Linked DNA regions of Mus musculus: all the other regions are linked to region 2. Evidence: chromatin contacts called from ENCODE Hi-C or POLR2A ChIA-PET data. All regions are on one chromosome and are shown on one strand. Each heading gives the region's core, a stretch centred on a gene start or an enhancer-like site at or near the end of the contact. The rest is flanking DNA. Distances are from core to core; before and after follow the strand shown. Region 1 has its middle 22 kb from the start of Gm6721. Region 2 holds the start of Pwp1 (PWP1 homolog, endonuclein). Region 3 holds the start of Prdm4 (PR domain containing 4).

Evidence for each region. Hi-C counts contacts between places; a loop is a spot of excess contacts on that map. ChIA-PET counts read pairs that join two places held with the same protein, here RNA polymerase II (POLR2A).
Region 1: a loop to region 2 is called in a map of T-helper 1 cell, with 2.4 times the contacts of the local background. The contact joins the enhancer-like site here to the promoter of Pwp1 in region 2. A Hi-C loop is called at or near these places in 2 of 37 maps with a recorded cell type or tissue (T-helper 1 cell and T-helper 17 cell).
Region 3: a loop to region 2 is called in a map of heart, with 4 times the contacts of the local background. The contact joins the promoter of Prdm4 here to the promoter of Pwp1 in region 2. A Hi-C loop is called at or near these places in 8 of 37 maps with a recorded cell type or tissue (T-helper 1 cell, T-helper 2 cell, gastrocnemius and 2 more). POLR2A ChIA-PET finds 5 or more read pairs at or near these places in 3 of 5 experiments (Patski and embryonic stem cell).

The regions. Positions count from the first base shown.
Region 1 is chr10:85,828,319-85,831,284 of GRCm38, reverse strand. It overlaps the pseudogene Gm19624. Among named protein-coding and RNA genes, the nearest start is that of Gm6721, 22 kb to the right of the region's middle. Within about 2 kb of position 1,647, at least 2 of the 3 ENCODE cell types and tissues checked have a DNase peak (open chromatin) inside an H3K27ac peak, as active enhancers do.
Region 2 is chr10:85,870,127-85,873,544 of GRCm38, reverse strand. Pwp1 (PWP1 homolog, endonuclein) reads right to left here and starts at 1,714. Exons shown (of 15, transcript NM_133993.3): 1 at 1,531-1,714. The coding sequence starts at 1,602.
Region 3 is chr10:85,915,581-85,918,768 of GRCm38, reverse strand. Prdm4 (PR domain containing 4) reads left to right here and starts at 1,783. Exons shown (of 12, transcript NM_001302886.1): 1 at 1,783-1,961; 2 at 2,040-2,245.

The DNA.
Region 1 (2,966 bases), core at 398-2,897, 42 kb after region 2:
TTTCTCTGGATGTTAGAAAATGAGCACCTCTACACAGGCTTTTGGCTCAGAGGGTCACTTCAGAACATGGAGGAGGAGGTGGGGGGAGGAGGAGAGGGAGGAGGAGGAGGAGAGGGAGGAGGAGGAAGAGGAAACAGTCTTGTTTCAGGCTAATAGGATCACAAGGGCAGAGGATCAAACTGTATCTTCAGTTCAAGGAAGTCATCGGTACAACTGACACAGTGTTCAGCAGGTTAGAAAGCAGTTGGTGGACAGTGGGAGGGACATAAAGAGTCAGTGGCTTTTGCTTTGGAAGCAGGAAGATACTGGTGAGTTTTGAGGAGAACTACATGGCCTGACTCCAGGATAAAAAAGAGCGATGGAAGTTCTGTTGAAACGTTTCAGGGAAAGCAGGAGTGGAGGGCAGAAGATGGGCAGGAAGCTACTGTCTTAACTGAAGAGAGAAACTGACAGTGACTTGGCTAGGGTAGGCACAAGTGTGGGGATCAAAGTGAGCGGATGTGGGTGTATTGTCCATATCTACCCAGTGGCATTTGCTGAGGCACACAATAAGAGATGAATTAGGATGAGACCTGGGGTTCAGCCTAAAGAACTATGAGAATACAGTTGTCTCTTTTGCTGTCCTAATGAGTGAGTTATGCTGGACACCTAAAACAAAGCATCTTAGCTGTTCTCCCTAAGGCAGCACTGAGTGCCAACTTTGGGCAGCCACCACGGTCTCCTCTCTATTGCTCTCTCCACAAACCTTTCAGTCATAACAGTGGTGGCTGGAATAATTGCAAAAGACAAGGTAGGTAATGGACATAAATCCCTTAAATAATAGGAAAGCATTCAGCATCCTATAGCAGCCAGCCACCTTGGCCTCTAAGTCTATCAGTAAAGATTCTCTACTAGCCAGATGGAGGCCTAGGACCCTTAGTACCACTTATTTTAGAGACAGTGGTTTTGTGTTGCTTTCTCCCCACTTACAGGTAGCTGCTGCTAACAACCCTTGCACATCTTCAATAGTAATGAGATGAATCAAGTCAACCTCACAGGATCAAATTCTAGGCATTATTTCCTGGATAAAGTGCAGCTGGCAACTACTCCTACAGAAATGAGACACAAAACTGCATTTCCATGGAAAGTTCGTGACACTTTCTGTTCCACTAAGTTTCTTGACGCTGTGTGTGTGTGTGTGTGTGTGTGTGTGTGTGTGTGTGTGTGTGTATTTTTCTCCCTCACTCCCGCGGCACGGTTTCTCTGTGTATCCCTGGAACTCGCTCTGTAGACCAGGCTAACTCACAACTATTAGACAGAGTCTTGAGTGTTAAGAGTGAGTGAGCACAAGTTATCCAAACACTGGGGACAATCTAAAAGTCAAGAGGGACTGAGCAAAGTGGACTGAACGCGAGGGTCTCACCCCGAGGATGGGCACGCGCCCTACAGCACTCACCAGGTCAGGCCGATAGTACCAATGCACGGCCAGGGCCCAGGCTCACATGGCCAGGAGGCTGGAGAAGAGCATTTTCAAGTAGGCGGACCAGGGTACGCCCCCGGGCATGGTGGAGAGCTGGCAGGGACGGAAAGGGCACAGCGTTAGAGGGCTGGGTAGCCTTCAGATGGCCTGACCGTTGACCCTGGGTGGCTGAGTCGCGACACCGCCTCGGGTGCCCCCCCCGCAACTTCCTCCCCCCGCGACCAGCGAGCGGGGCACCTGCTCGCTGCAGCCAGGGCCTGCCGAGCAGGGGAAGGAGGGCTCGGCGGTTCCTCGCTCCCTCAGCCACTCAGGGAGACGGTGGAGCCCCTCGCTCCTTCCCATGACTAAGCGCGCATGAGACTGTACCGCGGAGTGCACGCGCGCAGGGAGACAGGTCACAGGGTCGCTCCAGAACCAGGACCGACCTCCAGCGGGCAGGAACCAAAGTACACGGTCCGACGCAGCGACGGAGAGGAAAGCGGGGCAATGCGCGCGCTTTGTTTCTGAAGGAAGTGGGGCACTGGAATTTTGGGGGGCTGTTTTGTTTGACCGTTTCCACCCCTTAGTCAGCTTGGGATCCTAGTTGGTCACTGTCCCAATCCTGCTTTTGCCATTCCTGGCCACTGTGGTGTTTACAGCATCCTTTGATCTTTCGCACAAAGGAAATGGCACGTGCCCCACGTGGGTAGGAAGAGGCGGGGTTTCGCAGCTCAGAACTTGCAAGGGCAAAGGGAAGATCACACTACAGCACCCCTTCTTAACTGCTTCCTGGGGGTCATCTACCAGATTTCCTGTCTAGCCGATATTTACAAGTCACAGCAAAAGGAAAAATCACAGTTATAAAATAGCAACAAAATTGTATTGTTGAAGCTCACCACAGCCTGAGGGTATTAAATAAAAAATCCTGAGGGTGTTGCAGGGTGGAAGCATTAGGAAGGTTTGAAAGACCCTGAGAGGAGCCCCTTGCTCAGGCCTCAGGACAATAGGGGAAACCCAAGAACTCACGATAGACCAAGCTTGATGCAAACCACATGAGGCTTTATTCGGGGAAAGCCAGAGCTCTGAGGACGACTCATATCCCACGCAGGGGTAGAGGAGTTGACCTCGAGGGGAAAGAGGTCCCAGTTTTTATAGGCTCTCAGGGGAGAAAGGAGAAGGGGGGGGGGAAGTAGGGGATTTCCAGATCTAAACAACGTCTATTCTCAAGAAATGGGTATGGGAGGGGTACAAGGAAAGAGTCTGGTGCAGGTGTAGCAACTCTGGATTGGCCGGGCTGTGGTTGCTGGGGAGATTTTCTGACTCTTTCTCAGCAACCAATATCACAAACACCTGGCAATGGGCTTTTTCAGTGGGCACACACATGGGTTCAAGGAATGGTCAAAACATTGGCAGACACACAGGTTCAAGGAGTGGCCAGACATTGTGTACCTCTATTTTTCTAAATCAGTGAAGCTAGTTCTGCTAACAGTGACATCTATCTTGCCAATTTCAGGGCTTCTGTGACCTT
Region 2 (3,418 bases), core at 465-2,964:
ACAGAAAAAACCCTGTCTGGAGAAAAGACCAGACCAGACCAGACCAGACCTAACACTTCTGTATTAAGCTTGTAAAGGCCAACACTAGTTGGGTATTGTTTATTTACTTAAGCCCGCAGTGTGGGTTGGCCATAATGGCAACACTCCACATGAAGGTAAATCAACGGCTCAGTTTCTACTAAAGAGCCTCCAGATCTTCAGTGGCTCACACCTATAACTCTAGTATTTAGGAGGCTGACACGGGAGGATTGCCATAAGTCTGAGGCCACAGCGGGCTACAGAGTGAGACCTGGTCTCCAAAACAACAACAAAAAACGTTGAGATAACAAGAATCTCCCTGAGAATGACATTCAATTCTGCCTGAGAAAGATCCAGAAATTAAAGACTGAAAAACTCCGGGGAAGGCCGGAGGTCAGTCGGTAAAGCTTTTGTTGAGCAAGCATGTGGATCTAAGTTCCATCCCAGAAGCCACTCAAAAGCTGGGTGTAGTGTAGGGGACACCTGTAATCCCAGCACTAGGGACTACAGAGACGAGAATTTCTGGTGCCTTGGCCAGCCACTCTATCTCGATTGACTAACGCTGGGTTCAATCAGACAGCGCACACATACACAAACACATGAACATGGGCATACATACATACACATACACACACACAAAGGTATTTGTATTGCTTGGGGTTGGGGCATGACAACTAGGGATTTTTAAGACTCTCTTAATACTTCGAAAGCTGTGTATGGCCCTTTTAAAATGAAAACAATTTTCTTTTGGAGAATTTTTAATAAGGCAAGTGTTGTCCCTATCCTATAAATATACACTGCTTGCTTGCTGTTGGCAAAACACCAGAGAAAACAGTGACTAAACACTACCTGCACTCTGGTAGAATTTACACCTATAAGGAGTATTTCCATCCCTCACCGCATGTAAATTCATGTCGAGGCCACTCCCACGTCTATCACATATCGAGTTGTCACTACTCAGACAATTACACCCATAGCAACCCCTTCACTTCTTTTAGGACACTTACAACCCCTGACATCCCGAAAGTCAAGAACAGGGCTTTGCCCTATATCGCTCCAACATATCCCGGAACTCCAGGCTCCGCTTGGCTTGCAGAAAACACTGTGTAATGAACAAAACCGCCTGAGTAACCGGCTTCCTTTGCCACGGTCTCCAGCTTTTGTACAACTTCCTTCATACTGTGTTACACTGACACCTTGTTCTCTCTGCCCCATAACGTTTTATCCGGATCACCGTAAGAAACTCGTAACAAGCAAACACCCCCGCCCCTTCCCAGTGCACAAAAAGTCCACGTGTTCGTGCATCTCAGGGATGGGATCGGGGTTCCCGCTCCGGGCAGGGAAGGGGCGCGCGGTCTCTGCTCGCCCGGGTCACCGGAGCCACACCTCACATGGCTACAGTCCCGGCCAACCTGGCAGGTCCCATCGCGTGGCTCCTGCTGGGCGCGTGCTGCCCCAGACGGGGCCGAGCCCACGGCCATGCCGTGGCATCTCCCCATACACAGGCCTCACCTTGTCTGGAGTCTCTTTGGCCACGCCGCGGCGGACCCAGGCCACGCAGGTCACTTGGCGGCTGCGGTTCATGATCTTCGGTTTGAACCCGGCGCAGGTTGGAGCCCTGGGAGCTGGGAGACACTACTCTTGAGCTCCGCGGAGGGGAACAACGCGCAGGCGCGGGCGCTCGCTGACGTCACTCGCAGGCGCCAAGGGGAAGGGGAGGGGAATTTGCATGAGATGGGCGGGGCCGTATGCAAATCTACGACTGCTTCCTGTGGAGTTTCTATCTCCTTCCTCCTATTCTTCCATAAGAGTTCCCAAGCTCCATCCACTGTTTGGCTGTGTCTGTATCTGTCTGAATCAGCTACTGGGGGGAGCCTCTCAGAGAACAATATGCTTCTGTCTGCAAGCATAGCAGAGTTTCATTAATAGTGTTAGGGATTGGTGCTTGCCCACTGGACGGGTCTCAAGTTGAAATGGTTATTGGTTGGCCATTCACTCAGTCTCTGCTCCCTCCCCTATGCCAGCATTTCTTGTAGACAGGATAAATTTTGAGTTGAAAGTTTTGTGGGTGGGTTGGTGTCTCTATTGGAGTTCCATTCTGGATACAGGAGATGGCCTCTTCAGGTTCCACATCCCCAATGAGAGTCACAGCTAAGGTCACCCCCCACTGATTCTTGGGAGCCTCCCTTATCCCAGGCCTTTGTCTCGTCCTGGAGATGCAGGTTTCCCCCCACTTTGCAGATTTCCATTCATTTTCATGGCCATATAGCTATCTCTCCTGTTCTTCTCCATGCCTGATCCTGAATCCCCCATTTCCCCTCTCTCCCAGTTCCCTCCCTCCATCAGCCTCTTATGACTATTTTATTCCCTCTTCTAAGTGAGATTCAAGCTTCCTTGATTGAGTCTTCCTTCTTGTTTAGTTTCTTTGGTTCTGTGAAGTGGACCATGGTACCTGTATTTTATGGACAATATCCACTTATCACTGAGTACACACCATGCATGCCCTTTTGGGACTGGGTTATCTCACTCAGGATGATATTCTCAAGTTCCATCTATTTGCCTGCAAAGTTCATGATGCCTTAGGTTTTAATAGTTGAATAGTATTCCATTGTGTAGATGTACCATGCCTTTATCCATTCTTCAGGTGAGGGATATCTAGGTTGTTTCCTGTTTCTGGCTATTACAAATAAAACTGTTATGAACATTGATGAACAAGCATCTTTGTGGGATGATGGAACATCTCTTGAGTACATGCCCAGAAGTGGTATGGCTGGGTCTTGAGTTTTCTGAGAAACTGCCAAGTTGATTTCCAAAGTGATTGTATAAGTTTGTACTCCCACCAGCAATAAAGACTGCTCCCCTTGCTCCACATCCTCACCAGCATATGCTATCTCATGAGTTTTTTTTTTTTATCTTAGACATTCTGATGGATGTAAGGTGGAACCTTAGAGTTGTTTTGATTTGCATTTCCCTGATGATTAAGGACTTTGAACATTTCTTGAAGTGCTTCCCTGCCATTTGAGATTCCTCTGAGAATTCTCTGTTTAGCTCTGTACGCCATTTTTTAATTGGGTTATTTGGATTGCTGGTGTCTGCCTTCTTGAGTTCTTTGCAAATTTTGGATACTAGCCCTTTGTCAGATGTATGGTTGGTGAAGATCCTTTCCCAATTTGTCCTAATAACAATGTCCTTTGCCTTACAGAAGCTTTGTAGTTTCATGAGGTCCCATTTATCCATTCTTGATCTTAGAATCTGAGCCATTAGCATTCTGTCCAGGAAATTGTCTCCTATACCAATGTGTTCAAGGGTATTTCTCACTCTCTTCTATGAGACTTCTTAGTGTATCCGATTTTATGTTGAGATGCTCTTTCAAGATCCCTAAAAAATGGTATTAGAATTT
Region 3 (3,188 bases), core at 534-3,033, 45 kb before region 2:
GAGATTAGAGGACAACTTTGTAGAGTTGACTCTCTACTTTCACTAACTTTGGGTGGGTTCCAGGGATCAAAATTCAGGTCATTAGGCTTATATAGGAAGTATCATTACATGCTGGGCTACATCTTCTGTAGCCCGGTGTGGTGGTTTGAATATGCTTGGCACAGGGAATGTCACTATTTGGAGGTGTGGCTTTGTTGGGAGTAGGTGTGTCACTGTGGGTGTGGCTTTAAGACCCTTATTCTACCTGCTTGGACGCCAGTATTCTCCTAGCAGCCTTCAGTTGAAGATGTAGAACTCTCAGCTCCTCCTGCACCATGCCTGCCTGGATGCTGCCATGTTCCCACCTTGATAATAATGGACTGAACCTCTGAACGGATAAGCCAGCCCTAATTAAATATTGTCTTTATAAAGATGCCAGGTCTGTCTAGAACTTACTATGTAAACCAGAATGACCTTGAATTTCTGACCTTCCTGCCTTAGTATCCTCAAGTATTGGTAGTACTCGTGTGCACCACTATGCCCCACCTCTTACTTTTTAAATGCATTTTTACACATGACAAAACTCACCAATCTTTACTATTTGATCAATCTTTATAAACATATACAGGCATGTAACCATTATCCAAAATGGTCCCTCATGTCTGTCTTTCTATATAGGCAATTTCATCTCTTCACCTATCACTAACTTCCAACATCCATCAGAGCTGTTAGTAAAGTCTTGGCCTTTTCTAGAATTTTATACAGACTTCTAGTCTTTTGTTTCTGATGTTTTTTTGCTCAGTGTAGAAAGCTTCTAGAGGTCTACCTACATGCAAATAGCTTGTTACTTTTTATTGCTGCCTAGGGCTCCACAACGGTGATTCAGTGCAACTCTTTATTGGTTGATGACAGATCATTAACAAAGTTGCAAGGAACTTAGTACATATGTCTTTGTACATACATACATACATACACACATGTATATGTTTCTGTATTGGGTAAATACTTAGGTATGATTAGTGAATTGTGGGGTATGGGATATTGCCATAAATAGACTGACAAGGTGGCAAAGAGGGTAAGGCTCTTTAGTCCCTGGTACCCACATGTGGGAAAGAGAGTGTAAGTTGTTCTCTAACTTCTTTTACACATGCACATTTGCTTTCACATCCACCCACCCACTCATATGAATAAACATTATGTCAAAAGTTGGCTACCGAGCAGATGTTGTGGTTCCAATGATTATTCTAAGTAAGCACTGTGCCTGTCCGTGCAGAAGGGACGGGAAGGCAAAGAGAGAAGAAAAACACCTGCACAAATCCCAACATCATCTTTTATGATGTGGGAGCAGGGAAACTTCACACAGGGTAAAAGAGTTTCAGAATCGAAACCCGATTACTCCTGGGCCACACCGCCGTCTGGCCCAATCCTATATTTAAAAACGTTGTGTTATGTGGATTCATGCTTCCCTACTTGAGGCCATGCCATCTGGACAGAAAAGCAGAGTCTGGAGAACGTTGGAGTTCAGAACGCACCCCTAGCACGTGTATCAGTTCTGGTCTCCTAGCAACGGCGGAGCGATTATTCGGCCCTCGATTGGATCGGCACCCAGCTGAGCTGCAACACTCTGGGTGGAGCGTCTCTAAGCCCGCCCACTCCCGGGGCTCTGCGGTTCTCCACACGCAGAGAGGGGGCGGTGCGTATCCCCGGAAGAGCGGGTCGGAGCGCAGGCCGTAGGCAGGTAGCACGGACGCAGAGTGGCTGGGAAGCCGGAAACGGGCCCGGAGTGGCTGAGAAGCCGGAAAGGCGCCCCCGAGGGTGCGGCCCCGTGAAGGCGGCGGGCCTGACCGGGCGGGGCCGGGCGGGAAATGTTAGGAGAGCTGTAAACCGGGCGCGGGGTCCCGGGAGGCAGGAGCGTCCGGGCCGACGTTCGGCCCGATGACGAGCCAGGCGGCCGGGCCAGTGCTCCCCAGCGCGGGCCTCAGGTGGGCGACGCGGCGGGGCGGGCTCGAGCGGCCCGGGGCAGGGAAAGGCCACGGCTGATCGCTCTTCTCTTCTTCCAGGTCGGCCAGTCCGGCTGCCAGCGCTTCTGGGAAAACAGCCCCGGGCGCCGCCCAGCATGCCGGGCCCTCGCCGCGGAGCGCAGCCGCCGGCCCTCGGAGACGTCGGGCAGTGCGGGGAGGCGCGGCCACCGGCGGGATGTGGTAGCACGTGACACCGGCCCCATCGCGCACCTAGCAGCCGCCGGCCCCCTGCCCTGGACGTGCAGGTGAGCAGGGCAGGTCCCCAAGGCAGGGCCGAGGGAGCGGGGCGGACGCCGCCGGAGACTCAGTCTTTGTTTGGGTGCCTTCGGGCCACACGTGTGACGCGTAAATGGATTTGAGCACCTGAACCCAATAGAAATATCCAGAGTACTAGTTGGTTCCTGGGGTGATTGTTCTGAGTAGCCGTACATTGTTAGCTGCTTGGCACCTCTTTCCTGTCGTATTTTAGCTTTCGCTATTTTAATTTGGAATGTTACTGTAGTATCATAGTTCTTCACCTTTGGGGGTTTGCGGGTTACTGTAGCCAGGGATGGTGGAGTGCGGAGGTGAAGTTTTTAAATTGTGCAAGTCTCCTGAACTAGAAGGTACTGTGTTAGCGGAGTAGTAAAGACGGAGCAGTATTTAGCTGGGTTCCCCCCCCCCCCGCCCCCAAAAGCTTTTAAAAGGCTGTCAATATAGCGGGGAAGAGAAAACGTATTGACTGAAATTATTGGAGCTGGTTGATGCATTTTGTAAAGTGGCTGTATTCCTGTTAGTTTCTTAAATGTCATTTCCAGAAAACAGCGCGAGGTTTGCAACCAACAATTGATCAACTTCGGTCAGTTAGAAACATAAAAACAGCTAAGAATAATTGGCAGAAGACACAGTGACAAGACAGAAAGAACTCAGTATCCTTTAGGCCTTCTTAGGACGGTGATATGAGGTTGGTAGAATGGCTGTGCCTTGTTGAAGGGGAAGGTCCCTTGGGAGTCACTGTGTGCAGCATTCCTTCCTGGTGTCTTCTGTCTTTGAGTACTTGTGACCTTTGGTTTATGGCTGTTGAGGCCATCACGTTTTGGGGACTCACATCAAACAGAAATCTGCTGAGCCTCTGTTACTAAAGTCTTGTTTGAACGGGTGTGAGAAGGTCCAGAATTTCACACGAGTTATTATTGATGATGACATTGT